Linked DNA regions of Mus musculus: region 2 is linked to region 1. The links are chromatin loops, found by intact Hi-C in ENCODE. Cell type or tissue: gastrocnemius. All regions are shown on one strand. Each heading gives the region's core, and the rest is flanking DNA. Links, peaks and the distances in the headings are about the cores only. Region 1 overlaps Adgrv1 (adhesion G protein-coupled receptor V1). Region 2 has its middle 8.4 kb from the start of Arrdc3.

Region 1 (16,640 bases), core at 4,613-9,612:
AAGATGTAACTGAGTGACAGAACACTTGGCTAGCATGGTAGAACAGTTAGTTGTCTAGCATGTGGAAGGGCCTCGGTTTGATCCCTAACACTGTATGTTGGCCAGATGTGTGTGTATTTGTGTGTGTGTATTTACATATACATTTAGGAACCACTATGATATACAACTGTTCAACTGGACTAACTAAAATTAAAACAGATAACATACAGCATTAAGTGCTTATTGTAGGTTACTGCTACATGCAAACTATTAAACACAAAACACATTTTATCTACATTTATGTTAGTCTGGTTATATACCCCCAAAGAAGTAATTTATAAAACATAGATATATAGAATACTTAATGCATCTTCCTTAGTGGTAACCACATCTTGTAAACAACTGATAATATCTAGCAGAAGAGTAAATAATACATATTAGAATGTATCAATGGAATTCAACATGAATGTATCTCACAGATGCTTAACAAGAGAAATCTTTCATGCATGGAATTATACATGGTGTTGATTTGTATTTATTTGTAGTCTGAGAAGAGGCAAAAATCACAGTTAGTGATGTTTATACATGTGGAGATCATGTTAGGAAGTGCCAGAGGGAAACTTCCAAGGCATTAAACATATTCTACTATATCTTGATCTTGGCTACATATTTCTACACATTTTTAAATGTTGTACTCCAAGCTTAGTATACATTACCATATTGTAATCCAGTTTAAAACTTTTACTTTTTAAAATTTATTTATTTTTGTTCTTTAATCCTCTTTTATAGTCAATATTTTATTCCCTCCCAGTGTGCACCCCAACCGTTCCCCATCTCATACCCCCCCCCATCTCAAGAGGATATCCCTCCCCCACACCCACTAGGCTTCCCCACTCCCTGGGGCCTCAAGTCTCTCAAGGGTTATGTGCACCTTCTCTCGCTGAGGCCAGACCATGCAGTCCTCTGCTATATATGTGTCAGGGGCCTCGGACCCGCTAGTGTATGCTGCTTGGTTGGTAGTCCAGTGTCTGAACGATCTCAGAGATCCAGGTCAGTTGATACTGCTGGTCTTCCCATGGGGTCACCCTCCTCCTCAGTTTCTTCCAGCTTTCCCCCAATTCCACTTCAGGGGTCCCTGGCTTCAGTCCATTGCTTGGGTGCTAGTATCTGCATCTAACTCTTTCAGTTGCTTGTTGGGCCTCTCGGAAGGCAGCCATGTTAGGTTCCTGTCTGTAGGCACACCATAGCATCAATAATAGTGTCAGGCCTTGGAGCCTTCCCTTGAGCTGGATCCCAGTTTGGGTCTGTCACTGGATCTCCTTTCCCTCAGGCTCTTCTCCATTTTTGTTCCTGCAGTTCCTTCAGACAAGAACAATTCTGAGTGACCACTTATGATTATGGGGTTGCAACACCATCCCTCCACTTGATGTCCTATCTTTGTACTGAACGTGAACTCTACAAGTTCCTTCTCCGCATTGTTGTACATTTCACCCAAGGTTCCTCCCTTTGAGTTCTGAGAGACTCTTATCTCTCGGGTCTCTGTACATTATAGAGGGTTCCCTCACATCCTACTTCCAAGGTTGCCTGTTTCTATTCTTTCTGCTGGCCTTTAGGGCTTTGGTCCTGTACCCCCAGTAGTAGATCATGTTTCCCCTCCCCCCTCCCTGTCCCCTCTCCCACCAGGTCCCTCCCTCCCTCTGACCCCCATGACTGATAGCTCAGCCATTAAAGTTTAGACTCACAATCAAAAATTTAAAACATTTAAATGAATACTTTTCTTCAATATGTTGAAGTTGTGTGTAAAGAGAATGATATAAAAAAGTCTAAAGATATTTGTAAAATGGAAGAGTCAGGCCAGGAGTCCAATGACTGGGTAGTAGGAAATCTAAAAGAAGAGAAAACAGAGAATAAAGGGAATAGGTTTGGTTTTTTTTTGTTGTTGTTGTTGTTTGTTTTCTAAAAAAGTATCTTCAAAGTCCCCAGAAGGTGAAGTATGATCATTTTTGCTTTAAAATATGTAAGTGTGGGTCTGGGGATCATGGTTTTTATAAAGCCATGAAGACTTCAGTTTAGATTCCCCTGCATCTGTGTTAAAACTTTGGCATGTCTGTAAGCTGCAACCCCGGGATGAGGGGCTAGAGACAGGCAGAGTTACAGAACTCCTGGCCAGCAGCCAGCAGAGCTAAAAGACTGAGCTCCAAACTCAGTAAGGAGACCTGTCTCAAATGATAAGATGACTAGCAACTGAAGAAGTCCTCTGTTCATCAAACTCTGCCCTCCAAAGGTGACAGAGAGGAACACACACACACACACACACACACACACACACACACACACACACAAACACATGTGCACAGAAGTGAACTTATTTTTTTTCCTTTTTTTTTAATTAGGTATTTTCTTCATTTACATTTCAAATGCTATCCCAAAAGTCCCCCATATGCTCCCCCTCCACTCCACTACCCACCCACTCCCACTTCTTGGCCCTGGCGTTCCCCTGTACTGAGGCATATAAAGTTTGCAAGACCAAGGGGTCTCTCTTCCCAGTGATGGCCGACTAGGCCATCTTCTGCTACATATGTAGCTAGAGACAGGAGCTCCAGGGTTACTGGTTAGTTCATATTGTTGTTCCACCTATAGGGTTGCAGACTCCTTTAGCTCCTTGGGTACTTTCTTTAGCTCCTCCACTGGGGGCTCTGTGTTCTATCCAATAGCTGACAGTAAGCATCCACTTCTGTGTTTGCCAGGCCCCCGCATAGCCTCACAAGAGACAGCTATATCAGGGTCCTTTCAGCAAAGTTTTGCTGGCGTATGCAATTTGCTGGTGTCTGCATTTGGAGGCTGATTATGGGATGGATCCCTGGTGCGGCAGTCTCTAGATGGTCTATCCTTTCGTCTTAGCTCCAAACTTTGTCTATGTAACTCCTTCCATGGGTGTTTTGTTCCCAATTCTAAGAAGGGGCAAAGTGTCCACACTTTGGTCTTCGTTCTTCTTGAGTTTCATATGTTTTTGCGAATTGTATCTTGGGTATTCTGAGCTTCTGGGCTAATATCCACTTATCAGTGAGTACATATCATGTGAGTTCTTTTGTGATTGGGTTACCTCACTCAGGATGATACCCTCCAGGTCCATCCATTTGCCTAGGAATTTCATGAATTCATTGTTTTTAATAGCTGCGTAGTACTCCATTGTGTAAATGTACCACATTTTCTGTATCCATTCCTCTGTTGAGGGGCATCTGGGTTCTTTCCAGCTTCTGGCTATTATAAATAAGGCTGCTATGAACATAGTGAAGCATGTGTCCTTCTTACCGGTTGGGACATCTTCTGGATATATGCCCAGGAGAGGTATTTCGGGATCCTCTGGTAGTACTATGTCCAATTTTCTGAGGAACCGCCAGACTGATTTCCAGAGTGGTTGTACAAGCTTGCAATCCCGCCAACAAGGAGTGTTCCTCTTTCTCCACAGAAGTGAACTTATATACTCACATGTCAAACACAAACATATTAGTATACATGAGTGTACACAGATTACATAATACTAATATGGTTATAACAAATGTAAATTGTAGACAGAAAAAGTCCAGTTTGGAGGGACTGGCTCTATCAAGAGCTGTTTTAAAAGTATGTCAGGTAGAATCTCACAATTAATTGCACAAATATGAAGGAATAAAGGAGTGGATTCCTTGAGTAAGTTGTATCCCTGATTTTTATATAAAATAATAGGACACTGGGAGCATGTTAGAAGAAGAGAGGAAAATAATCCATTTGAAGCTTTGTCGGGAGTGACAGGGCTTTGGTGTGCATCCATTTTATGTTCTCATAATTGTAAATTACTAATTCTCAGGCAATCATCTTATTTATATATCCCTTTTCCCCATGGATAATGCAATTCAATATAAAATACTATTTTACTGATATCTGAAGTGAGAAGCCTTATTCTTATATGTTTTACATTATCATAACAAGCAATAATCATCGCATGTCAACTATGGTTAAAACAGAAGCAGCTGGAAAGCAGGAGGCAGGGGCAGAGCTTGGATGGGGGCGGTGCTTGGGTCAGGGCTTGCCAATTGCTGTATGCGTGCTGTCCACTCTTCCTGAATGTCTTGCATGTGCTCCTCGATAACCATCTGTGACTGGGGAAGCAGTCAGTTAGATTACACTGTACAGAGGGTCTGAGAATGATAGCTTTTCCGTATTGTATTGGAACAAGTACGAGTTACATATCATTTTAAAAGTGACACTAAGTTTGAAGACCCCTGTGTCTCATCTTATTGACAAAAGAATAAAGAAGATTTTGTAATTTTTGTGGGCCCTTAAATATTGGAAACTTTGGTTTCCTTTCAGTCAGTATCAGTCAGCTTTCTGTTAACGTGGCAAATAGCCATGCAATGCACAGAGAAAGGTTTTTTTTGGGCTCAAGGTTTCCCATGCCTCAGTCTCTGCTCCCTTGGTCTCATTGCTTTGAGCATGTGGTAGCACATCATGGCAGGAGAATGTGGCTGGACAGAGCTTCTCAAGACTGGAAGGGACGAGGAGGAGAAGGAATGAGTAGCTCTTCACAGGTCCTACATCTTAAAGGTACAACCAGTTCCTAATAGCACCACTGTAGCAAATAAATGTGTAATATATGGGCTTTGGTAGATATAGATATTTAAGACAGATATAGATATTTAAGATCCAAACTAACATAATCTTGTTTTTATTAATCTTTTGGGAATAGCATATAAATGAACAGGCTTCATTAGCATATGCTCATTGCACATTGTTCTTAGGCCCACCCACTTTCATCCCTCTCTGCTAATCTCTCTCCATATCCACATTACAATACACAATTCACAATGGCTAAGAAATGAAGCCAGCCTACATAACTGAATAAATAAAATGGGAAACATATGCTAAGTGGAATTTTATGCTGCTGCAAAGTAAAATGAAAATATGATCATAAATTTTAAACTCATTGCTCATCACAGAGCTTTACAGACTAAAGTTTTATTTCACCCGTATCTTTATTTTCTTACAATAATTAGGATTTACCTTAAGTTGTTCCAATTCACATTTTATTAGAAAATGAAACTGTAAGCAGTTGTGTTAGTGCTATGCTTTAAGTAAGCATCTTTTAATGGTGATAGTAATAAAATAAACAAGTTTGCAATTTAAACTAAGACTCAGAGAACAACACAGAAGAGGGGCCAGAGAGATTGTAAGATCAGAGAATCAGAATGCCTGCATTGAGATAAAATCTACATAGGACACAGAGAGGACAACAAGAAATCTCATCAGTATGGTAACCTAAGCAACACCCAAATGTAGAAATACCACTTGGCATACCAATGTTGATGGGGACAATCCCACAAGCCCCACCCCCAGGTGAAGAACTGTAGGCAATTAATGATTTCTGAAAGGGAGAATCATCCATGGGCACCTGCATGCCAACAAAGCAAGAAAAGTAGTAAAGAATAGGAAAGGGTCACTGAGTTAGAGCTGAGTAAGCCCAGCTCAGGCTTCCTCAGCAGGTACCCATGACACCTTTGAGTTTGTTTCTTTAGCAGTAACAAAGGGAGAAATGTCTTGAAAGATTATGAGAAACAAGCTTTATGCTGAATCCACAGAATGTCAACTGCCACATCAAACAAACAAACAAACAAACCAAGACAAAAAAAAAAAAAAAACCCACTAAGTAATGGTTATTTCCTTCCTCCCGTGTACTGGAGACCAAACATTGCCAAGTGTGTACATAGTACTTCAGTTTACAATAGTTTTGGAGTTCATATTACCATATTTATAATTTTAGAAAAACTAAATTTTCTTATTGAATCTAGTACATTGTTAGCACACATTTAATAAATTTACATGCTGATTTGTCTTGATATTTCTTATCCATTAATTGACCCAAAATAAAAAAATCAACTCAAACCTATGAAAAGTTAAGAAATTCACAGGAAGCATATATGTATGTGTGTGTGTGTGCGTGTGTGTGTAGTGTCTGTGCGTGTATATCTGTGTATATGTATAATAATATGTCATAAATATATGATAATGTGGAATCCTTTAAATATGATTTTGCCAGCCCTTAAGTATAATTTTTCTGCTGCTACTTGCTGCCCTCCTTACCATTTTCATATAAAGAATGACTCTATTTTTACAAAGTAGCCATGCTTACAGTGACAGACAGTAATTGAAAAATTTACCCTTAACCCTCTTCTTCTAAAATATTTAAAGTAATTTATTTATTTTTACATGTTTATGTGTGTTGCACCTTGACTCTGAGCTCTATAGGCACTCAATGACACATGTATACACACTCATACACACAAATAAATAAACAATTGACTGTGTGTATGTAAAATAAAAATAATTAAAGAGATTCTAGGGAAAATTCATATGTTCAAATTATATATATGTATATGTATATATATATATATATATATATATATATATATATATATATGGCTAATTTACCTCATTTTGGCTGCTTTATAGAGTACTATAACACATTTGTGCTTGAAACTTTACACAGCAGTTGCACAACAAAATTAATCTTCGATGTTTGTTGCCTCAGTCAGCTGCTAATATAGCCTCTAAGAGGACAGCCATGATGGGCTCTTGTCTGCAAACACAATATGGCATCAGTAACAGTGTCAGAGTTTGGTGTGCATACATGGGATTGATCTCAAGTTGGGTCAGTAACTGGATGGCCTTTTTTTTTCAATTCTTTCACCTGTTTGATTGAGTTTTCTTGTATTTCTTTAAGGGATTTATTTGTTTCCTCTTTAAGAGCTTGTGCCTGTTTGTCAGTGTTTTCTTGTGTTTCTTTAAGTGAGTTATTTATATCCTCTTTAAAGTTCTCTATTATCTTCATTATATGGGCCTTTAGGTCAGCGTCTTGCTTTTCAGGCATGTTAGGGTATTCAGGGCTTGCTGTTGTAGGAGAACTGGGTTCTGATGGTCTGAAATTACATTGGCTCCTGCTGCTTATGGTCCCGTGCTCACCTCTGGCCATCTGGTTATCTCTAGTATTAACTGACCTGAGTGTTTTTGTCCTTGGAGGCAGGCAGAGCTCTGTGACCTGGGTTAGGACAGGCCTCCTGGGAGGCAGACTGTGCTGTTTTTGGTGAAGGGAGGGGGCTCCTTTGACCCTGGTTAGAGCATACCTCCTATGTTCCTGGGTTAGGGCAGTCCTCCCCTGACCTGGATGACAGACTTCCTGGGAGACAGGAAGGCTGTATCCCTGGTTGTTGTAGACTTCCTAGGAGCCTGGCAGACTGTGGGGAGTGGGAGATGTGCAGGCACGCTGATCTTCCCCAGAGGATGTACAGACCTGAAGGGAGTTGGGGCTTGAGTGGGGGTAAGGGGTGGGTGTGGGGCTGGGCTCCATGGGGGTCCCAGCTGGGGTGTTATTTGGGAGGGTTATCACCTGTGTCCTTGGTTGTGGCAGATCTCCTGGAAGACCAGCAGGCTGGTCGGTGGGGAGAGGGGCAGACACACTGAACTGCCCCAGCAGGGGTGTAGACTAGAAGATAGATGAGGCTTAAGCAGAGTGGAGGGGGTCCAACATCCTCCAGGCTCCATTGGGTGAGTCTCAGCTGGAATGGTTATTTCCTCAGGGGTTGCTTACTGACCTTAAAAGTGCTAGGCAGAGGAAGTATAAACTTTGGCATGTTTACGGTATGTTTAGTTTTGGCCTTTGAGTTAATAGACGCTATAGTTAGAGTTATATCAAATTTTATTAGAATTCCCCAGATTCTCTGAAATTCTACTCAATTCTATTTCCTTTCTAAATTTTATTAATTATATTTCTACATCTAAGAATTAGATGAGAATTTTAAAATATATTTTCATTTTCAATCAATAAATCAAAAAATAATTGCTTATTACATATTAAAATATATTTTCATATAATTTAAATGACTTCTACATTTTTGTTTGAGTTATTTATGTGAAGAGATTTAGAGATATATACATATATTGGTATCAAAAACAAGATTGAAAATGACTCTGATTTGAAAATCACATCTCATGATGATAGAGTACTTTAAGAAGGACATAAATAACTCCCTTAAAATAACACAGGTAAGCAGCTAGAAGCCCCTAATGAGGAAACACAAAAAATCCCTTAAAGAATTATAGGAAAACACAACTAAACATGTGAAGGAATTGAACAAAACCATCTAAGATCTAAAAATGGAAATAAAAACAATAAAGAAATCACAAAGGGAGACAACCCTGGAGATAGAAAACCTAGGAAAGAGGTAAAGAGTTAGAGATACAAGCATCACCAACAGAATACAAGAAATAGAATAAAGAATCTCTATACAGAAGATACCAAAGAAAACATTGACACATCAGTCAAAGAAAATGAAAAATGCAAAAATCTCCTAACCCCAAACATCTAGGAAATTCAGGACACAGTGAGAAGACCAAACCTAAGGATAATAGGTGGAGAAGAGAACGAAGATTCCCAACTTAAAGGGCCAGTAAATATCTTCAACAAAACTATAGAAGAAAGCTTCTCTAACCTAAAGAAAGAGATGCCCATAACCATAAAAGAAGCCTACAGAACTCCAAATATATTGGATAGAAAAGGAATTTCTCTCATCACATAATAGTCAAAACAGCAAATGCAAAAAACAAAGAAAGAATATTAAAAGCAGTAAGGGAAAAGAGATCAAGTAAGATATAATGGCAGACTTATCAGAATTACAACAGACTTCTCACTAAAGACTCTAAAAGCCAGAAGATCCTGTGCAGGTGTCATACAGACCCTAAGTGAATACAAATGCCAGCCCAGACTACTATACCCAGCAAAACTCTCAATTACCCTAGATGTAGAAACCAAGATATTCCTTGACAAAACCAAATTTACACAGTATCTTTCCATAAATCCAGCCCTACAAAGGATAACGGATAGAAAACTCCAACACAAGGAGGGAAACTACACCCAAGAAAAAGGAAAAAAGTAATCTTCTTTCAACAAACCTAAAAGAAGATAGCCATACAAATATAAAAATAAAATAAAAAATAACAGGAAGCAGCAATCACTGTTCCTTAATATGTCTTAACATCAGTGTACTCAATTCCCCAATAAAAAGACAAAGATTAGAAGACTGGATATGTGAACAGGACCCAGCATTTTGCTGCATACAGGAAACACACTTCAGTGTCAAAGACAGACACTACCTCACAGTAAAGGGCTGGAAAACAATTTCCCAAGCAAATGCTCCCAAGAAACAAGATGGAGTAGCCATTCTAATATTGAATAAAATTGGCTTTCAACCAAAAGTTATCAAAAAAAGATAAGGAAGGACACTTCATACTCATCAAAGGAAAAAATCTACCAAGAAGAACACTCAATTCTTAACATCTATGCTCCAAATGCAAGGGCATGCACATTCATAAAAGAAACTTTACTAAAGCTCAAAACATACATTGCACCTCACACAATAATAGTGTGAGACTTCAACACCCAACCCTAATTAATGAACAGAACATGGAAACACATACTAAACAGAGACACAGTGAAACTAACAGAAGTTATGGACCAAATGGATTTAACAGTTATCTATAGAACATTTCATTCTAAAACAAAAGAATCTACCTTTTTCTCAGCACCTCATGGTACCTTCTCCAAAACTGACCATATAATTGGTTACAAAACAGACCTCAACAGATATAAGCAGATTGAAATGATGGCATGCATTCTATGGATCACTATGGACTAAGGCTGGTCTTCAATAGCAACAAAACAACAGAAAGCTCCCATATACCTGGAAGCTGAACAACTCTCTACTCAATGATAACTTGATCAAGGAAGAAATAAGAAAGAAATTAAAGACTTTTTAGAATTAAAGACATTTTAATGAAAATGAAGGGACAGCATACCCAAACTTATGGGACACAGTGAAAGCAGTGCTAGGAGGAAAACTCATAGCCCTGAGTCCCTCCCCCCCCAAAAAACTGGGGAGAGCATAGCATAGAAGCTTGAGAGCACAACTGAAAGCTCTAGAACAAAAATAAGCAAATGCACCCAAGAGGAGTAGAGGGCAGGAAATAATCAAACTCAGGGCTGAAATCAACCAAGTAGAAACCAAAAGAAATTTACAAAGAATCAACGAAACCAGGAGTTGGTTCTTTGAGAAAATCAACAAAATAAATAAATGCTTGGCTAGACTAACCAGAGGGTACAGAGACAGTGTCCAAATTAACAAAATCAGAAATGAAAAGAGAGATATAACAACAGAAACTGAGGAAATTCAAAAAATCATCAAATCCTACTATAAAAACTTATACTCAACACAACTGGAAAATCTAGATGAAATGTACAATTTTTTAGACAGATACCAAATACCAAAGTTGAATCAGGAACAGTAAAACCATAACCTCTAAAGAAATAGAAGTAGTCATTAAAAGTCTCCCAACCAAAAAAAAAAAAAAAAAAAAAAAAAGCCCAGGACCAGATGAGTTTAGTGCAGAATTCTATCAGACCTCCAAAGGAGACCTAATACCACTACTCTTCAAACTATTCCACAAAATAGAAACAGAAGGTACTCTACCCAATTCATTCTATGAAGCCACAGTTATGCTAGCACCAAAACCAAGACCTAACAAAGACAGAGAACTTCAGACCAATTCCCTTTAAGAATATTGATGCAAAAATACTCAATAAAATTCTTGTAAACCAAATCCAAGAACATATCAAAATGATCATTCACCACGATCAAGTAGGCTTCATTCCAGGGATGCAGGTATGGCTCAATATATGGAAACCGATCAATGAAATTCAATACATAAACTCAAAGAAAAAATAAACATGATCATTTTATTTGATGCTGAGAAAGCATTTGACAAAATTCAATATCCCTTCATGTTAGAATTCTTGGAAAGATCAGGAATTCAAGGCCCATACCTAAACATAGTAAAAGCAATATACAGCAAACCAGTAGCCAACATCAAACTAAATGGAGAGAAACAAAGTAATCCCACTAAATTCAGGGACTAGATAAGGCTGGCCACTTTCTCCCTATCTATTTAATATAGTAGTCCTAGCCAGAGCAATTTGACAACAACAGGAGATCAAGGAGATATAAATTGGAAAGGAAGAAGTCAAAATATCACTATTTGCAGATAATATGATCATATATTTAAGTGACCCCAAAAATTTCACCAGAGAACTCCTAAACCTAATAAGCAACTTTAGCAAAGGGGCTGGATATAAAATTAATTCAAACAAATCAGTAGTCTTCCTATACTCAAAGTAAAAATGGGATGAAAATGAAATTAGAAAAACAACACCCTTCACAATAGTCACAAATATAAAATACCTTGGTGTGACTCTAACCAAACAAGTGAAAGATCTTTATGACAAGAACTTCAAGTCTCTGTAGAAAGAAATCAAAGAAGACCTCAGAAGATGGAAAGAACTTTCATGCTCATGGATTGTCAGGATTAATATAGTAAAAATGGCCATCTTGCCAAAAGCAATCTACAGATTCAATGCAATCCCCATCAAAATTCCAACTCAATTCTTCACCAAGTTAGAAAGGGCAATTTGCAAATTCATCTGGAATAACATAATCCCAGGATTGCAAAAACTATTCTCAACAATAGAAGAAGTTCTGGGGGAATCACAGTGAGATCTAGGATAGATGCTGTGGTTCTCAAACTCCCATGCCACTGGGAAGCATGTCATTGAGAATTGTGGTTCCTATCCTGCTGTGATCCCTGGACGACGAGGAGTTGGGAATAGGGTCTGCATACACATGCTGAGCCCAGGCTGGAAGAAGGCCTTCTATGAGACACTTAGACTCAGCTCTGTATGACGAAGCACCCCCCCCCCCAACACACACACACATATCCACACACACACATACCACCCCGGTCTTGATGAACAAGACAGGCCTTGTTTGTCCAAACTGTTTTAATCATGGCGGATGAGGATGAATAACTTTTACTCAGGGTGGACCAGAGATTAAATATCTTTTGCAGGAAGGGATGCCCAGGAAGGGAAGCTCGTTGGCTTAACACTCAACCCCCATTAAGATACCTCATCAGCATGGAGAACTCTACTTTTATTAGGGTTCTGAACTTACTACAGCCTGAACAGCTCTTCTGTCTGGTGGCACTGCCCCATAATACTCTTATATTGGAAAAATACAAAATGGTATTTTTCTTGATTTGATCAGTTATTCCAGAAGTGTTTACTTAGTTCTATTAGGTGCCAAATATTTGATGTTTGAAATTTATCAAAGAATAAAAAAGTAAAAATTTCTCTCCTTATGCAGATTATATTCTAGTGAGTAAAATGATGGTGGTGGTGGTGGTAGTGATGATGGTGGTAGTGATGGTGTTGGTTGTGGTGATATAATGATAATGATTTCACAGTATGGTCGATGGCTATGAGGATTCTCTTTATAAAAAGAGCTAAGATTCAATTGTGTTGGGAAAGAGGGAAATAGACATGCAATTTAAATAGTTATATTTGATGAAAGGGTGAGAGTCTTGAAAATGATAATGAAACCCCACCATTTAGGTAATTTTAAGACTTGCAACTTGTTTGTTCCACATGTTGCTATCTGGCAAGAAGTTGTGGATAATAGAAAGTCAAAGATTCCCTTCATCTCCCTGTCTCATTAGCCGGGAATGGCATTTCTACACTTCCTCCTCTTTCTTACCTACCTTGAACAAGTGGACTTCAGTGCTTCAGTTTGGTCTCGCATTCACAAAAATATGGTTTTTTGAGAGAATTTGCTCTTGAGATACTTACAGCAACACAAAACAATATTTTGTCTTTAATTGGTTCTTAGAAACACACGAGTTCACTCACACATTGCCCCTTGAGGTTGCCTGAGGTCAAGTCAACTTTGCCTTTGACTGGCTCAATTACATGTTAAGATGAAAGTGGCTTATTTTCAGGATGGTCTTCATTCATCTTAGCATGACTTAAAAATAGAACTACCTGTGTCTTCCAGATTTTGTTCCTGGCATCTGCATATGCAAGTCCCCACCTCAGCGAGGAGAGCTGCTCCGCTGTGGCTGCTGTGGCGCATTACCTGTATCTTTGCCAGTTTAGCTGGATGCTCATTCAGGTTGGTAGCTCATTCCCTGCCCAGCGCTCCCCTCCCGTGACCCTGTGAGAGGGGGGCTGTCTTAGTTAGGGTTTTACTGTTCGGAACAGACACCATAACAAGGCAACTCTTATAAGAATAGCATTTAATTGCAGCTGGCTTACAGGTTCAGGGTTTCATTCATCTTCATCTTGAATCATCAAGGAAGAGACATGGCAGTGTCCAGGCAGGCCTGGTGCAGGAGGAGCTGAGAGTCCTACATCTTCATCTGAGGGCTTCTAGCAGAAGACTGGCTTCCAGGCATCTTGAAGGCCACACCCACAGTGACACACCTACTCCAACAAGGCTACACCTACTCCAACAGAGCCACACCTCCTAATAGTGCCATGCCCTGGGCTGAGCATAAACACACCATCACAAGGTCTTAGTACCAGATATTCTCTGTCCTGAAGTAGAAATAATCTGAGGTAGCCATCACAGCTCTACCATGGTGTGAATGCAATAATATATCTAGTAACTAGAGGAGAATTTGGAAAAGAATGAGGCAAATTTAGTAAGACTGAAAACCAAAGGGTCGTAGCAGAAGGAGCTTGGAATATGGGCCCTGAGGAATAAGAAATTTGAATTATTTTCTCTGAATGATCAAAAAGTTTGTTCATGAAAGAGAGGATATAATTACATCTCAACTTTGGAGAGATATCTTTATTTGTGGTTAATTGGAGATAGAAAAGAGTGTCTGGGGGAAGCCAGTTAGTAGTGTTGGCTGTACCAGGAGGACTGGAGAATGCTCATACTAAACAGAGACTTGTCAGTAGATACAAAGTAAACAACATGGTTATTTGTTTTCTGTTAGTTCAGAACTTTAGCATAGGATGTTGATTGTCAGGCTTGCAGGAGATCGGAATCTCTGTCCCCACATATCGGCCATGAAAATCTGATGGACCGTGGCTCCTGTTCTGACCTGAGGAGCCGTTGTAGAAGAGACAAAGACTTTCCAGTCATGAACAACAGCAGCAGCTGCCGTGGTGTGGCCTGACAGTAGGAGAGTCATAAAGGAGGGCTCTGGCCTTGCCACTCTGCACCCCTAATGCATGATTCCCTCTCTGCAGGAGATGGCTCTGAATAATCCGTCTCTCCTCAAATTAGTGCTTTGTAGACCTTTCAGCACCTCCAATCAGGGAAAATAAGTCATTTACTATAATATCTCTGTCAATGGGTTTAAAAATAAGTCTAAGTCATAGACATAATTTCAGGACATGAAACATCTGAAAAAAGAGGAAATTTCTTACATTATTTTTCTGATTGAAAGATTATTTTAGGCATTGCTCTAAGCTGAAGTTTTTAAGGACAAGACTATGCAGGTTGTTATCTATCTGCCTGGCCTGATCCTCCAGTGCTGTGCTGAAGGTCTTTGTCCCTGTCCCTGACATATTCTGAGTTTCTGATTAATGACTTAGATGAAAACACAGGAAACTGCTTATCAGATTTGAAGATATACAGAGATAGCAGGATAGTTACAACAGGAAGCTGCTTGATTGAAACACAGGTGGAACCAACAGGGAAAACCTGTAGTCACAGGCTACGCACTAAGCGAACTATTTCAGTGATGGAACGTAATATAAACATAATATAAATGGCTGAGAATTTTACTTTATGGTAGACACAGTGGTAAGGTAAAGTGTGAGCAGAGTATCACACAGACCTAGGTTCCATGTAACAGTATGAAGGCAGCTGGGGCTCCATTGTAGCCTATCATGCACTGGCGTCTTACGCACACAAGAACCAAACTCACAGTTCATGTCCTAGCATGTGAGCTGTCAGAAGGCAGTATCTTGGAACGGCTGTGGGGAGATGCTTCTGTGTACAATACCCACAGACATGCGGCAGGAGAGAAAGCCTAGACCAGGTGTCTGCATTTGGCAGAACCAGAGCCAATGGATCAAATGGTAGGACATGGAGAATCCATTCAAGTTAAGAGTGCTCACAGCCAGTAATACTCTCGGTGTCGAAGAGACTATTTGCAGAAGCATAGTGATCAGATCACCAAAGTGCATTCAAACAGAAATGTCTTTCACATGTATTTCTAGTGGAGTTTCTCTTTTGCTGGGTATTAGCCAAAGTTAATGGGAGGGGGGGTGGTTCAGGTTATCCCATATCTGCTTTTCTGGTCAGCAAGAAAATCTAATTGTGTCTGATGCTTATTTAGTAGGCTAATTATATTTGTGTGTGGCTCATAATTTAGGAAAATAGTTGCAAATGGCAGTGAAATATAATGCATTTCAGATGGTGCACCACACATCCTTCATGGTTTGCGGTGTGACCACAAGGGGAAAATCCAATAACTTCTAAATTTTAGATAGCTTTCTTCTAATAAGTTATGTTGTGGCTAGAGGTTGTCATTTTACCCAACTACACTTTCCATTTATGAAATGTCATGTGCTAAAACCATTTTTTAAAAACCTTGGCTTTGATAATGTCAAGAGCTTCAAGATAAAGGCTCAGTGGCTCAAGGGCAACAAATTAGGAGGTGCCATGGTCTGGGCCCTGGACTTGGATGACTTCATTGCTTCTTTCTGTCTCAGGGACATTTCCTTCTGAATTCTACTTTAAAGAGAGGTCTGAATGTGCACAGTGCAAGTTGTTACACCTCTTTTCAATGGGAGCTTTAGTCAGTAATTTGTCCTTGAAACTGTCAGAAAGAGAAGTTCAACAGCTTTTCCATAGAGAGAGGATTCTGCCTCACCCTTCCATGGAGAATAATTGAAATAAGTCCTGGGCCTGCCTGAATTGAATCGCAGAGTAGTACTACAAGGATGGATGTCTTTGTCTGCTGTACCAGCTGGGAAGAAACAAAGAATGCTCTTCATCTGTCAGCTTTGTCTAAGCTCTGAACATCTTTTGCTTCCTTTAAACCACCTTGCTTGTTTGCTTTCATAATAATTTCCACATTTATGGAACAAACAAATAACAACAACAACAACAACAACAACAACAACAAAAAACCCTAAGCCTATCTTTAAAAACACTAGTCCAATCCTGTGAGTCAAATTTGATTAAAATCTTGAAAGAGCACATACATGGTACACAGACATACATGCATACAAAACACCAACACACATAAGATAAATGAAAACTTTAAAAACCTTGAAAGAATGTCAACATTATCAATTCTACTTCATATTTTTTAGCAATACAGGAGTGAATCAGATGTTATATGAGTAATGCAATGACTGAGTTAATCATTCAATTTTAATAATTGGGTTAAGAGCACCAGAATTATCACTGTGGGCTGGCAAGATGGCTCAGTGGGCAAAATGTTTGCTGTCAATACAGACAACCTGAGTTCGATCACCAGGACCCAAATTCTGGAAGGAGAGAAATGACCAGTAAGTTGTTCTCTGACCTCAACACATGCACTGTGGCATGTGTGCACCTTCATATAACCGCAGGTTAATGCACACATAAGAAAGATAATAAAAATATCATTACAGTGAACATTCTGAGATAACAAACCATTGTTCTTTGGTTTTTTGTTTGTGTGTGTGGTTTTTTGTTTTTGTTTTTGTTTTGTTTTTTTTTTGCATCACATTTTCA
Region 2 (16,640 bases), core at 5,270-10,269, 410 kb after region 1:
GCGCGCGCCCGGCTCTTGCCGCACGCTCCCGGTACAGTAGGTGTGGAGCGGGCGCCGCCGACTTCGGTGCATGGGCCGCTGCGATTGGCAGGCGGGCACCCCGCCACCCCCGCCACCCCCGCCACCCCCGCCACCCCCGCCACCCCCGCCACCCCCGCCGCGGCCGCAGCGCCGGCCCCGCACGCGCTCCCGGAGCTGAGCAGAGGGACCCGGCGGCGCCAGGCCAGGAGTGTGCGCCTGGGCCGCGGACCCGGAGGACGTGCGAGCCGTGGGGGAAGGGGAGAAACCAGTTGGGCAAGCGGTTGGTGGCCCGAGTCTGAGCTAATGAATTTCAAAAGAAACGTAATAAAAAGCAGACAAATATTGTTCATAGAAGAAAGCGTTGTTGACTTGGATAGAAATAACAAAAGCAAGCAGGACTTTGTAGGCTGGGTGGCAATGGACTAAGCCAAGGCCTGAGGAGCCAAAGAACAATGCTCCAGGCAGCTCCCGTCTTCAGCTCCTACAGCATCAAACCCAATCAAGTTGTCTGTGTAGTGTGTAGGCCTGACCACTTCCTCGAAGGGAGAAAAAGTCCTTTTTCAAGACATCACCTTTTGCTCCTTTTGCAGGGAATGACTCGATTACAACTCCTGTATCAGGAATAAGAATAGAGCTCACACCCCTAATTACCACCTCATAAGAGGCGGTTTGAACATAGTCATTTAGCTGACATTGTTTACAACAGACTGAAAAGCCTTAGGAAAGCATATAAGGTGGTTTTTGGTTTTTAAGTATGATTTGTTATATAAGTGAGGCTTAATTTTGTTAAGCCTTACTTTTAATTCAACATGCTAATTGCCGTGCTGCATCTTTAAATACAGGCACATTTCTCCTTTTTTAATGCCTTGAGTAAAATACTCAGTCATAAACATCACCAGGATTTAGGGGGTAATAGATCATTAACAATCAACATAACCTCATAACAGGGCTATGTTATAAAATCCTGTATTATGCCTAACCAAAAAATGTGGGGGGTTGGTTGTCCATAGTTAAACATTAGATTTTTTTTTTGAATGATAAATCTGGATAGGTCGAATCACAACAAACTAAACACATTCATCTTGCTGTTTTCTTTATTTAAAAAAGAAAAAAAATCTACATGTTTAGTTAGATTGAACTTGACACTTGAACTGAAAAAAAAAACCTAAAATATAACTATGTGAAGAATAATTACTGGAAAAGCCAAGAAGAGTTTAGCTTTTTATGCATAAAATTACACATCTGTGTATTTGGTCCGGGGTGGGGGGTAGGGGCAACTTTCTTCTCTTGGTTGACACCTGGTGGATAATCCAGGTAAAGTGTCTAACCCTTGGGCTAAGGGTTGGTAACAAATACTATTGGTGTTTTTCTCCCCCTAGTGGTAACAGCCACGTCTTTGCTAGAATGTCAAGTTTCCTTCAGTATGAGGTGGATTTCAGCATTAGACACCACAGAAGATTGAGCAAGGAGTGGAGTTAAAAGTGGGCACAACGAGAATTTACATTATTTTTTAAATTTTATTTATGTATGTATATCTATGTAAGAGCACGCATTGTGTGTTCTGGAACCTGTTAAGCCAGAAGATCGGTGGCCTCAGACTCCCTGTTACTGGAGTTATAGATGTGAACGTGGCTACGTGGGTGCTGTGAACTGTATCACATTTCTGAAAATTAAGGATCACTATGTAAGAGCCTGAGAATTGCATTTAATGGAAAAGGATCCTAGTATTGTTTGTAGTTTGTAAAGTTTCTAATGGGGAATCAACACCATCCCTGTATTGCTCCCTCTTTTATTTGATGCTCCTAGGATCTTTTGCTTCATTAGATTTACTTTGCTATTAGTCTAATGTGACTTCTCAAAGACTTTAGTAATGGACACATGCTAAACCTTAACCAATAATTTTTACCCATGTTGCATTTATTTCCCTTTGGTCCCCTTTTCCTTTTGAGGTTTTGTTACATAGTATTCCTCAAGTGTGTAAACAAGTATATTTGATTCATTTGGCTTTCCCCTCCTAGTTATTGAAGCCACAAAAGCATGACGAACAAACAAATATGCTGGTACCTCTAAGTACTTGTGTATATTTTCATTTCTAAAAGAAATGTTATGCTTAGGTCAAATTTTGTATGTTATTTCTCTTTGATTTTAATAACTTTGCATTTGCAGACTCAAAATGTCTCCCCTTGAGACAGCTGGGAGTGCTGGGTTGTGGCGTGCTATCTTGGGCTTCTCTGATGTTTCACTGGGACACTATTGTATTTTGATTTAGATTTCAGCTATTCATCTTCACACCAAGGCTCTTTCCTGCTGCAACCCAGCCTACATCTCATATGCTTTGTCCTCCTACTCATCTGCTAAGTCTCTCCTCCTGTCAAGTACATCTTCTGCCCCCTTTGTTGGCTTGGCTTGTTGTTGCCAATATGTAATTTAAAGGCGAGAGTCACCAAGAGGAATCGGCTCCTAGGAAATTCACATTTTACTGACTGAAAGTTTGTACTAGGGGAATGTTGCCCTTCCCGTCACCTAGTAGTCTCTCTTGATAATGAGGTTTCTAAAAGCCAGGCATGGTTGGGGCACCTGTAATCCTAGATTTGGGGGTAGGGGTAGAGGCAGAAGTATCAGGGATTCAAGTCCAGTCTTGGCTATCTGAGATCCTGTTAAAAACAAGACAAACAAACAAACAAACAACAGACAAAAACAGTAGCCACCAATAAGACAGACAAAGAAAATATCAAAAAATAATATAATAAAAACCCAGACGTTACCTGTGGCTGCCACCTTTTCTATGTGCGTTGTGGAGGGTTTCACGCATCCGGTTAGTGTTACCGTTGTTAACTACCCTTACTTACAGTCATTGAACATCCTCAGGAGATGATCTTAATCCACCATCAGCTCACTGTTCATGTTGCTGTTGTTCCTGCTTGGGGAGAATTTCACTTGACTAGTTATGGTTAAAATCAATCAAGAGAGTGTCTCATGGGACACTTGCAGGTGAGGTGACTTAAGTCTAAAAGTTGGTTGAGGGCGTGCTACTCTAGAAGATGTTTTCAAGTGACCTTTTGTTGTGAGACAGCACATTTCATCTATGGCTTGGTAAATTCTCACACATAACTGGCACTTGGATTTATTTTATTATTTTTGTAATATAAACCTTTTGATTTTTGCAGCAACTGTGTCAACCAGCATATTTTACAGGAGAGAAGATGCATCAGAAATTCCTACTCAGGATTAGCCTGACTCCTTATAGTTATGTATGTATTTCACTTGGGAAAATCTGTCAGACTTTCAATGCTTTATCATTTTGGACTTTGAAAGACTTGTGTCAGGCTGTCTTATCTGTGGGACACAAGCTCCTCCCAAAGAAACCCACCAAAGAGTGATTCTTTCTTCTCCAGTAGCCATTAGCTCCCCAGGAAGAGATGGAGACTACAGAGCACCGTTCTAATCTAGGCTAGGATTTTGCTTGGCTTGGTCTTGTGCAGGTAACCTGCAGTTTCTGTGACTTCATGAGGAGTCTAACCAGAAGATGGCATTTCACTGCCCTCTCTGCCCTCATTTGGCTCGATAAATGTTGACTACCAGTGTTAAGCATAAGCTCACTGTAAGGTTATAGAATTATATGGGAAGATACTTTTTAAAAATTTTTTATTATTTTATATATATATATATATTTATCTAACAGCACACAAAGAAAAATCAGATGAGACTGATGAATTAAAAATAAATTCAAGAGCTGGAGATACGGCTCAGCGGTTAAGAGCACTGACTGCTCTTCCGAAGGTCCTGAGTTCAAATCCCAGCAACCACATGGTTGCTCACAACCATCACAGCTACAGTGTACTCATATACATAAAAATAAATAAATAAATCTTAAAAAAATATTAAGTTCAAATCACCCTTATTTAAAAAGTGAATCCTTGGGGCTGGAGAGATGGCTCAGAGGTTAAGAGCACTGGCTGTTCTTCCAGAGGACCTTGGTTCTATTCCTAGCATCCACATGGCAGCTTACAACTGTCTGTAACTCAGTTCCCAGGGATCCAACACCCTCACACAGACATACATGTGGTCAAAATACCAATGTACATTAAATAAATAAATAAATAAATAAATAAATAAATAAAATAGAGAGTAATTTTTCTTTTTAAAGTGAATGCTACCCATGATATCCTTACCTTGGTATAATATCCAACTTTATTTTAAAAAAATAAGGATTTGTGCTGGATGATTTTTGTTAACTTTACACAAATCTACACATATTTAGGCAGAGGGAATCTTAGTTAAGAAAATGCCTCCATAAGGTTGGTCTGTAGACAAGTCTGTATGGCATTGGGGGAGGACAGGCATAATTGGAAGATGGCCCTGGGCATTGTACGGAACAGGCTGAGTAAACCGTGGAGAGCCAGTAGGCAGCATCCTCCATGGTTTCTGACTGAGTTTCTGTACCCAGCCTCCTGACTTGAGTTCCTGCTTTGACTTTACTCAGCATTGGGCTGTGAGTTGGAAGTCAATTAACTGTTTCTTCTCCAAGTACCTTTTAGTCATACTTTTTATCACTGCAATAGAAAATAAAGGAAGACAGGATTTGCTGTAGTTTTATTGGTTAAAAAGCTATATCAGTATTAAAACACACAGATTTTATTCAGTAGGTTTCTACTTTATGACTTTTATGCATGATTTTCTAGTTGTTCTGAATACTGAATCAGTACAAAGAACGTACAATTCAATACAAAGGAAGTCTCAGAAATGCCCAGCAGAGACATTATTCTCTGGCTAATTCTCATGAATAGTATTTTGAACAAGAGTAGCAAGCTTAGAAAGGAAAAATATAAAATATATGATTTAAATATTAAAGGGGGACCAGGAAGTGCTGAATCCTATGTCCTAGAAGATACCAGATTAAGAGAGTGGGACTTTGCAGCAAGATCCCACTCAGTTAAGTTTAGGTCCAGGCATGGTGGTACACACCTTTAAAGGTCCAGGAGACAGAGCCACACAGATCTCTGAGTTCAAGGTCAATGTACAGAGCAAGTTCCAGGACAGCTAAGCTTAGGTAGTATGGAAGTTGGAAAACAGAAAACTAAAAATAGAATAAAGGGGGCCATGTTCCAGCCCCAGCAAGCAGCAGAATACAGCAGCTTTACCCATGTGGCTCTGACTTTAGAGTCCAGTATAGAAGGGTCTACTGGGACAATTGATGCTGGTTAGCAGGAACTAAGAAATTAGTGGTGACTAAGAAGAGATCAGCATCATTGAACTAAAATCTTCTGGGAATTATTTTCTGAGAGCATAAAGAAACTCTGTTCCAGAGATAACCAAGGTTTTACCTCATGCTGCAGCTATACTTGGTAATGTGTAAGAGTCATCCAGGTGGTACTGCTTTAAAGGCATGAAGAACTTGGCACTGTGAGAGGCCATGGAAGATCATTGGTGAAGGCACAGCCTCAGTTGCAGTTGTCAGCCCAAGACTGAAGGGGTTATGCAAGGGATTTGAGGCTTGGCACAATGAAGAGAGCCTATGAGAGGCTGTTGGTGAAGCCTTGTTGCAGTAGAAGACCCAGTGTATTGGAGATGCCAGTACCATGGCATGATCACCAAGAACAGCAGCAGAAGTGGAGTGGATCAACCTAAGATGAGAGTGCTACATAGGGCAGAACTGGAGAAGACGCCAGCCATTGGAGGGGCCCAGAAGATCATCTGTGGATTCCAGACATTGGAACAAGAAGCTGTAACTTTGAAGATGCCTTGGAGACATCAAGATGTTTGAGATGCCAGAGCCATGGGCTATCTACTGCAGAAAGCTGCCAACAGGGAGTGGAACCAGCCCAGGAGTAAGAAGTTTGTTGCTGTCAAGAAAGATGAAATAGGAGTTGAAGATCTGAAGACTACTTTGACATTATCCATGGAGATACAGAGTTTGGAGTTTGCCCAGCTGGTTTCCTGTCCTTCTTTGGAAATTAAAGTTAAGTGCTTGGATGAACCTCTGAAGAGGGTTTGAACTTTGAACTTTTAACATTATTGAGACTGCTATAGGCTATGGGGACTTTTGAAGTAGGGCTAAATGTATTTTGCATTACGCTATGTTTAGGTATGGCTCCCATAGACTCATATGTTTGACCAAGCCTATGGGGGCCAGGGAGTGGAATGTGATGGTTTGTGTATGCTTGGGACACTATTAGGAAGTGTGGCCTTGCTGGAGTAGATGTGTCATGGTTATGGCTTTAGTACCCTAGTTCTAGCTGCCTGGAGGTGAGTATTCTGCTAGCAGCCTTCAGATGAAGACATAGAACTCTAAGCTCCTCCTGCATCGTGCCTGCCTAGACACTGTCATGTTTCTGCCTTGATGATACCGGACTGAATCTCTGAACCTGTAACTAGCCCCAGTTAAATGTCATCCTTGTAAGAGTTGCCTTGGTCATGGTGTCTGTTCACAGCAGTAAAACCCTAACTAAGACAGGGATAATGCCCATTTAACAGAATGGTAGTACAAGATTCATTCTTGGAGCCTGGGAACTCCCCAACCATGGGTTCTAGGCCATATTTATAGCACCACTCATTTGTTTCCCTCAGTGGAGTGAGTCTGAAATCTAATCAGAAAACACCAGGTTACCCCCATACTATGTGTGCCACTAATACACTTATGAGTTTATCTTCCCACATTGGTCACTTTCACATAGGTACCTTTGTACATTGATCATATTCTTCACACTATCACCCTCTGAAGTCCACTGTACCTTTCCTGCTCATTTCCCTCTACATCTCCCAATAATGCATATCTATTTTTTTCCTTTTAAATCTAAATTATATTTGTCTGAGTCTGGCTTATTTTGCTTAACTTATGCTTCTAACTTCCATCCATTTCCTACAAATAACAATTTATCTAAACAAAACACATGAACGCACAGTTCAACACCCATGCTGAACCGTTTTTATTAAAAGACTTTTGTTTATAAGCACAGTTGGGATGATTAAAAAATAGTTTTTTATTTTCCATTAAGGTTTTTGAAAAACCTCTATCAGTAAAGTTGGTGTTAAAAGATACTTGATAATATTATGCCTCATACTTTCTTTAACAAAGATTTAAACAAAAAAATTTAGGTTGTGGCTTAGATATGAAGGTGGTTTTGGGCATCCCCCAGTGGCAGACACAGTGATTGTCTCCTGCAGCAGTACTGTCTTCAGACATTCTCCACAGAATTCTTTCTGAGTGACTCCTGTTAAGGGCTCAATAATGGACTAGGTTAATTAGAGATTAAGTAATTTTACCTTACATTAATCATCCTCCTGTCAGAATAAATTAACCTCTTTAAGTCCCATTTTCTGGAATTCCCAATGTCCATAGATATCATTCTTGAGGCATTTGATAGCTTCCTAAAATTTAAAACTCATTTGAACTTTGAAATGCCATTAATTAATAGGATTATTAAACTTAATAATCACAGGGATTTTCTCAGATCATGGAAGATAAGCATAATTCTAGCTCCTTTAAAGGCTTGTTTCTTCCACTGGAATGATCTGTAAACTGCGTTCTCTCCTTCCTTTCTTAATGTAGAATGGGAGTTAACTTATAAACTTTAAGTTGAAAGAAAATGGAGTAGACCCCCAATGGACTCTGGTAATGGAGGGCTAATGGAGGGCTTGGTGTGTGGTGTTTGGATTGGGTTTAAATAAGAGCTGTAGTAGCTGAGTTTACATTCCTTCGCCAATGTGAACTTCATTTATTTATTTATTTATTTATTTATTTATTTATTTATTTATTTGTAGACCAGGCTGGCCTCGAACTCAGAAATCCACCTGCCTCTGCCTCCCGAGTGCTGGGATTAAAGGCATGTGCCACCACGCTCATTGTGCACTTTTCCCTACACTCCCACCATTGTTTCCCTAGTTCTTTCTGTTTTCCTAGTTCTTGCTGAGACTACGACGGTGTCCTGTGAGAAGAGCTTCTGACCACTTTCAGTCACACAGCTCTGTGATTGGCTCAGAGAGCAAGTGAGCTTGTCAATCAATCAGTCAAGGAACAGAGCAAGTGGGCTTCCTGATTGAGATTTCAGAAGCCCCAAGAACATAAACTCAAAACCAAATTGACCAGTGGTATTAGTTCATTTGTATTTTGCAAATCAAAATAACACAGTGGATTTTATCAGAGGTAATTTGGGAAACAGTCAAACATTTGGCTTTACTTAGAAAGGCGGGAGAGGTCGCCGTGGAGGCGCACGCCTTTAATCCCAGCACTCGCGAGGCAGAGGCAGGCGGATTTCTGAGTTTGAGGCCATCCTGGTCTACAAAGTGAGTTCCAGGACAGCCAGGGCTAAACAGAGAAACCCTGTCTCGAAAAACAACAACAACAACAACAACAACAACAACAACAGCAACAACAACAACAAAGGTGGGAGAATCCACTCAGAACTAGGTTCCATCGGGCAGGCTTTGTTTATCCTTTCCTATCTTGAATTTGAGCCCCAACTCTTCAGCTTTGACTTGTTTTTAAACGTCTCTCTAAATGTGGGCCTAGCCTTTGAAACATACTTCAGCTAGATGCCTCTTAGTTTCAGGGATTCTTGGTACTAGGATCTCAGTTGGAACAGAGTTGGAACTTACCAACCTGGAGAGGATCTTCATGAAAGTTCCTGAGTTTTCAGCAACATATATTGCCAAGCTCTCACATTTCCACAAATTTGATTATGACAAATATTTTTTTCCTCTCCTTCCCTTCTCTTGTCCTCCCCCTCTTTCTTTCCCTATGCCCTCATTTATATTCTCTCTCTCTCTCTCTCTCTCTCTCTCTCTCTCTCTCTCTCTGTCTTCTTGTTTTATTTCAAACTTTTTGAAACTGTTACAATGGAAACATGGAAAAGTTACAAATACATGAAACCACACCCTGCTTCACCCATTAATGAATAGCAACAACCTATTACGTCTGCACCCCTGAATAGGGCCACTCACATGTCTTAAAGCATCCTTCTTACATAACTACAACAAAGCATCTGTGATATTTGAATAAGAACAGTCTCCATGGGCTCATAGGTGAATACTTGGGGTGGGGCATGAGGAGGTATGACCTTGTTGGAGTGGGGTGGTCTTGTTAGAGGAAGTGTCACTGTGGTGGGCTTTGAGGTTTCAAATGCTCAAACTAGGAGTGGTCTCTCTTTTCCTGTTGCCCTCTAATCCAGATGTAGACTCTTGATTTCTTTTTTAGCACCAAGTCTGTCTGTGTGATGTCATGGTTCCCACCATAGTGATAATGGACTCACTCTCTAAACCTGTAAGCCAACCCCAATTAAATTATTTCCTTTGTAGGAGTTTCTGTGATCCTAGTGTCTCTTCAGAGCAATATACAGCATCAGTATTAGGGAATTACCTTTGAATTCTGAAGCTACTACACCAAGTTGTCAGGCTCTGTTGACATTTTGATAGTTGTTCCTAGTCTGTAGCAAAAGTCCCCTGCCCAAAATTGTGATGTGCCTTGGTGTTCTCATGACTCAAACCAATACCAGTCTGAAACAATTCTCTCTGTTTTCCTTTATGTTTGTGACTTTAATATTGCCTTGTAATTCAGATTGTGTTCTTGGCAGGAAATAAGGTAGAATGGATGCTGTTCTCATGATGGACTCCCAGGTATCCATGGTTTTGATTTATCTCAGTCCTGGCATGTTCATTCCACCCATTTGATTCAAGGGCAGACAGTCAGAATTCTCTACTGCAAGTTAATTTTTAATTTGTGGCTAATATTTTTTGGTAAACTACTATAAGTTTCTGTAAATATGTGTTTTGGTATGAAAACTCATTTTATCAACTGTTTTAGTACTACCAGCTCCTACTTGCTAAGAAGAACCATATTTAAATAAGTATTTATTTGTTTCCATATAATAAGTTATAAATTAACACCTGTTGTCTTAATTAGGCTTTCCATTGCTGTGAAGAGACACCATGACCAAAGCAACTCTTATAAAGGACAACATTTAATTGGGGCTAGCTTACAGGTTCAGAGGTTCAGTCCACAATCATCATGGCAGCATCCAGGCAGGCATGGAACTGGAGAAGGACCTGAGAATCCTACATCTTGTTCCAAAGGGAACCAGGAGAAGATTGGCACCCACATGGCTAGGTAGCTAGGAGGAGGATCTCAAAGCTCACCCCTACAATGACACACTTCCTCCAACAAGGCCACATCCACTCCAACAAGGCCACATCTCCTAATAGTGCCACTGACTGGGCCAAGCATATCCAAATCGTCACCCTTGTACTCCATCATCAGATCCTATTCAGCATCACTGGACTAATTTTTCCCATTTTCCTATTTCCTTTCTCTGACAATGAAAATCTTGACTTTATATAATCCTTAAGATATTTACTTATCTCATCAATCCCCCTGTATTGATCTGTTTCATTTAATTATTACTAAATACCAAAGGCTTTGTACTTTTTACAGAAAAGTTTATTTGGATCTTAATACAACATGGTTGATGGCATCATGGCAGGACTCACAAGAGGACAGAAAAGTCACATAATAAGAAAGAAAGCAAAAGGCTAGTGTGTGTGTGGGGGGAGTGGGGGGTGGGCAGAGCAGGCACAGTAGAGTATTATAACCCCCCCCCAAATTATTCTCCTTAGAAATGATCTCATCTTTTGAAATCTGACTCATTCCCAGAAAATAGCATTAATCTGTTGATGTAGGTAAAGCCCTTCAATATGCTTCCACTGGACTTTAAATCCTATATTTTCTTCTACCTCAGTCTACTGCTACACTGGGGACCATCCATCTAACCCATGGGCTTTGGGAGGAATAAACTTATCTCAATTATAGCACTTCAATACTTTATCTTGGCATCTGACGTTGAGCATCAGTGGTCAACCATTTTCAGAAATTATTTTCACTTATCATAAGGTCTACATTAGTTACTGTCTCAGTTAGGGTTTTATTGCTATGAAGGGACACAATGACCAACGCAACACTTATAAAGGAAATTGTTTAATTGGGTTACAGTTTCATCGGTTTAGTCCATCATCATCATGGTAGGAAGCATGGCAGTGTGTGGGCAGTCATGGTGCTGGAGAAGAAGGTGAGAGTTCTACATCTTGATCCACAGGCAGCAGACGAGGGCTAGGAATAGCTTGAGCATATGTGACCTCAAAGCCCACCCCATAGTGATACACTTCTTCCAAGAAGACCACATCTAATTCCACATGGCCACACCTTCTAATAGTGCCATTCCCATGAGTATATGGGAAAACATACCTATTCAAACCACACAGTTACTTTATACATTGCTGGGCAAAATTCTGACAAAATCAACTTAAGAAAGTAGGGATATATCTTGGCTCATAGTTCTAGAGTATATTCTTTCCTGGTCTGAAACTTATGACTTGGGAGCTCAGGGGATCTGGTTACATTGAATCTGCAGACTGGAAACAGAGAGTAGTGAATAACTATACTAACAAAAGTTCTCCTTTTTGTATAGTTCAGGACTCCCATTAGGGTAGGTCTTCCTACCTCAACCAAGTCTAGAATTCCCTCCTACATATGTTCAGATATTTATCTCTAAGATGATTCTAGATGATTCATGTTGACCATCAATATAATCATTGCAGGGTCTAAAGCTTCTTCAGGATTTTGGGTGAAATTTAAAATTATATTATTTTTTTAATTGATGAAGTTGTACATTGGTAAACAATTGTTTTCTTTTTTTCTTTTTCTTTTTTGGTACTGGATTTGAATGAAAGACATTCCCATATGCTAAGCAAGTGCTCTACCACCAAGCCACCATAGACATAGTCAGTTGAGCAATTTTTTGTGAAGTTTGTCAGTACAAAGCCCCTTTCCATTTCTTATATAAGACATTTGTAAAATGTTTATCATCCAATAATGACTTTTTGTGAATTACTTAATTGTTCTTAAATTAGGTCTAAATTTTCAAAACTATTTTGCCTTAGTTTTAGACTTTGATGCATAACAATGTATGCTCATTATATGCACTTCTCTCTTCCCCTCCAACTCTTCCCATTCCCCCCACCCCCATGCCCATGTCCTCTTCCTCCTACCACACCAAGTTAATGTTGCCCATAGGCACTTGGTATAGGACTGACCACTTAGGCATGAACAACTACTAGGGGGATGGACCTGAAGAAAACTGAATCTCTCCTTCCCTCAGTAGTCACAGATTGCCTTCACTTCTCAACTAGGGGTGGAGCCTTGTGAATTCTTCCTCTAAATATGTGGGAATGTTGACTAATGTGTTCTTATGCATGTAACCATATTGCTGAGAATTCATGAGTAAAGTGTTCCTGTCATGTCTAGAAGGCCCTATTTTGAAGTAGTTCTTAGGCTCTTAGCGTCATCTGCCTCTCTCTTCTGTGATGTTCTCCAAGTCTTGGAATTTCATGTGCACTCAGTCATTTATTCTATGCACTCTGACTAGTTGTATTCTTTGTAATAGCCTCTGCTTGTTGCAAAAAAAGGAGATTCCCTAATGATGGCTGCAAGCAGCACTTACCTATAGGTATAGAGATAAGTATTGGAAGGCACTTGTATACTATATCGATTCAGCAAAATGGTAGTAGTAGATCTCTAGGACCTCTGACCTCTCTAGTCACATGTTCTTGATTAGGATAACAGTACTGGGCATGAGTTCTTTTGTATTGAGAGGCTATGTTCACTAGTTTTATGCCAACTTAACACAAATTAGAGTCATTGGAGAGGAGGGAGACTCAGTTGAGAAGTTGTCTCCATAAGACTAGAACCTATAGAGCATTTTCTTAGTTATTAATTGATGTGGGAGGACCAGCCCCTTTTGGGTAGGGCTAACTTTGGGCTAGTGGACCGAGGTTCTATAGTAAAACAGGCTGAGCAAGCTATGGATAGCAAGTCAGTAAACAGCATTCCTCCATGGCCTCAGCGTTATCTCCTGCCCCCAGGTTCCTGCCCTGTTTGACTTCCTTCAGTGATGGACTATGGTGTGGGCATGTAAGCTAAGTAAACCTTTTCGTTCTCAACTTGCTTTTAGTTTCATCATAGCGATAGTATTGCTCAGATAGGGGTCCTTAAATCCAATGAGACAGCGGTTGGTTATTTCCAAGACATTAATGCGACCATTATAGCACTGAACACATCTTGCTGGTACAGTCACTCTGTAGTTTGTAGGCTTTGCAGTGGATTGGACTGCTGATAGCTATTCTCCACCAGCAGGTTGATGGAATGAAAATTTATGCTTAGTGACACAATAATGCATTATCTTTTTAAATATTTTATTTATATACATTTCAAATGTTATCCCTCTTCCTGGTTTCTCCTCTGCAAACCCTCTATCCCATACACCCTCCCCCTGTATCTGAGGGTGCTTCCCCACCCACACAGCCACTCCCACTTCACTCCCTTAGCATTCTCCTATGCTGGGGCATCAAGCCTCCACAGGACCAAGGTCCTCCCCTCCCATTGATACCAGCTAAGGCAATCCTTTGCTATATGTGCAACTGGAGCCACGAGTCCCTCCATGTATACTGTTTGGTTGGTGGTTTAGTCCCTGGGAGCTCTGGGGGGGGGTGTTCTGGTTCATTGATAATGTGATTCTTCCTATGGGGTTGCAAACCCCTTCAACTTCTTCAGTCCTTTCCCTAACTCCTCCATTGCAGTCCCCATGCTCAGTCCGATGGTTGGCTGCAAGTATCCACATCTGTATTTGTCAGACTCTGGCAGAGCCTCTCAGGGGACAACCATACCAGGCTCCTACCAGCAAGAGCTTCTTGGCATTGGCAATTGTATCTATGTTTGGTGTCTACAGATGGGATGAATCCCCAGATGGGGCAGTCTCTGGATAGCCTTTCCTTCAGTCTCTGCTCCATTCTTTGTCCCTGAATTTCCTTTAGACAGTAACAATTCTGTATTTTTAAGATGGACGGGTGGCCCCATTCCTCAACCAGGGGCAGTGCCTAACCTCTGGATAGGGTCTTTATAGGTTCTCTCTCCCCTTTGTTGAGTATTTCAGCTAATGTCATCCCCATTGGGTCCTGGGAGCCTCTTCATTTCCTCACATCTTGAACTTTCTAGTGGCTACCCACAGCTTCCCATCCCCGACTGCTATATACCTCCATTCAATTTCCTGATCCTCATACATTACATTGATGCTTTATCTATTTAATAAGTATATCTTGAATTCACTACATGGTCTAGCTACCATTCTAGACACTTAAAGTCCAGTAGTGGAAAACTATAGAGACAAATTACCTTCTCCAATGGAATCTGCATTTTTAATAGTGGAGTTATGGAATGAGTATGTTCACCCAAATGTTTGGAATGTAATTATAAGTAGTGAAAATATTGCAAGGACAGTAAAGTACGATGTGAGCTATGGGTAATGGATTGCCAGCAGTGGCTCACCATATACCCATATACTCATCACAGAGCTGGAAGAGATGGTTTGCTTATCTTCCCAAGAGCTGAGACCAGACTACTGCCAGGAACAAGCCAACATATCTCCTTCTGGCAGCCTGGGTCAAAGATTGACACTGGAGGAGAGCAGCCTTCAACCTTGCTACTTTAAAAAAAAAGATTTATTTATTTTTATTTATATGAGTACGCTGTCGCTCTCTTCAGATACACCAGAAGAGCATATCAGATCCCATTATAGATGGTTGTGAGTCATCATGTGATTGCTGAGAATTGAACTCAGGATCTCTGGAACAGTGCTTTTAACTGCTGGGCCATCCTCAAGCCCAACTTTGCTCTGAGTAATGTGAACCATGTGGGCTGCTTTTTCAATTCAGACAACATTGTCTGCTCAGCTTCATTTACAGCGAAACCAGCAAATGTAATAACCAAAGCTGATTTTTAATTTTTTTCTATTTCTAATCCTGTGACACTTTGATAGCAAATTAAGGGATATTAATGCCATCTTGAAAAACTGAGGCTCTTCAATTTTAATAAACTTGTCCTGTATCATGTAGCTAGTAAGACACAGAGAAGAAACAAAACTTTAAGATTACATGTATCCATTTATATGTGTGGTGTATGTGTGTGTGTTTGTGTGCCTGTATGTGTGTGTGTGTGTGTGTGTGTATGTGTGTGTGTATGTATACATGTGTGTGCATGTGTGTGTGTGTGTGTGAATGTTGGGGCATGTTGTGTTGCATATGTGCTACATGTATCCTTCCACTATGTGGGTCCCAGGGATTGAACTCAGGTTAATACGCTTGGCAACGGATGGCTTTACTTAATCAGCCACCTTGGCAACACAAGAAAACCCAGGTGATTTTAATGCTTAGCTCTTCCCACCATTGCCAATTCCTAGATTTCACCCCAATATTTATGGGAAGAGACCAGATAAAACCCCACTACAAGAAAACCTATAGCATCAGATGAGACAGCATTCTATAGCTGAAACCTAAAAATATATACTTTTGTCTTATAAACATATATTATCAAATACAAACCAATTTGAGTCAAATTTTAGATTGAGGTATCATCTTTTAATATCTAGAATTCAGGATATATTATTAATTTTTGAGCATCTTACTCAATAATCTAGACTGACTTAGAACTTCCATGTATCCCAAGCTACCCTTCATGTTATGCTGATTTTTTTTTTTTTTACCTCCTCACTGCTGATATTACAGGCACAAGGGGCTGTGCCAGGCCCAAATCCAAGACATATTAGATGGTTATTTACAGTCTTAGTTACTTTTCTATTGCTGTGGCAAAATGCCATGACAAGGCAACTTGTAAAAGAAAGTGTTTAATTTGGTCTCTGGTTTCAAAAGGTTGGTACTGATGATGGTGGGGCAAAGGTATGGATGGCAGCAGCAACATCTTGATCCTCAACTAGGAGGTAGAGCAGCACACTGGGAATGGAGCAAGGGCGTTGAAACCCGAAAGCCCACCCCCAGTGACACACCCCTTCTCACAAAGCCACACCTCCTAATCCTTTCTAAAATGTTCCACCAACTGGGGACGGAGCATTGAAACATGAGCATGTGGGGGTTCCTCTCATTCAAATCATGACAGTTACATAGTTGCGATGAATTAAAACTAGTACACTCTTGTAGGTTATAAAAGTGCACAGTATAATTTCCCAACAGTGAGGTTGCCAACTGATGCTTCCATAAAGATACATCTTTGAACTTAAAAAAAAAAAACATTAATATCACTGAAAAATTCAACCAATGAATGGAGCCCCACTGGCTCCTCCTCCTCCTCCTCCTCATCATCATCATCACCACCATCATCATCATCATCACCACCACCACCACCATCATCATCATCATCATCATCTCTCTCTCTCTCTCTCTCTCTCTCTTAAAAAACCCATTTATTTATTTTTTTATTTAATGTGAGCACATTGCTGTCTTCAGGCACACCAGAAGAGGGCATCAGATCCTATTACAGATGGTTGTGGGCACCATGTGGTTGCTGGGAATTGAACTCAGGACTTCTGGAAGGCAGTCAGTGCTCTTAACTGTTGAACCATCTTTCCAGCCTGCCTCATCACTTCTTGTGGGTCTTACCTTTCACTATTGGGCAGGTTTCAAGCACCTGAAGTTTCCAGCTCATTTCCTCCTCTCCTCTCCTCTCCTCTCCTCTCCTCTCCTCTCCTCTCCTCTCCTCTCCTCTCCTCTCCTCTCCTCTCCTCTCC

Evidence for each region. Peaks named below come from ENCODE experiments on the same cell type or tissue, not always from the same donor. Only the 100,000 strongest peaks of a DNase experiment are listed, where the experiment ranks them.
Region 2: a loop joins it to region 1, with 3 times the contacts of the local background. A loop is called at or near these places in 2 of 42 quality-filtered maps.

The regions. Positions count from the first base shown.
Region 1 is chr13:81,279,783-81,296,422 of GRCm38, reverse strand. It overlaps Adgrv1 (adhesion G protein-coupled receptor V1), which reads left to right. Exons shown (of 90, transcript NM_054053.4): 84 at 12,951-13,067. Among named protein-coding and RNA genes, the nearest start is that of Gm32639, 180 kb to the right of the region's middle. In gastrocnemius, for the core only: no CTCF peak of the experiment used is centred there; a DNase peak (open chromatin) is centred at 7,415.
Region 2 is chr13:80,866,659-80,883,298 of GRCm38, reverse strand. No RefSeq gene overlaps it. Among named protein-coding and RNA genes, the nearest start is that of Arrdc3, 8.4 kb to the left of the region's middle. In gastrocnemius, for the core only: no CTCF peak of the experiment used is centred there; no DNase peak of the experiment used is centred there.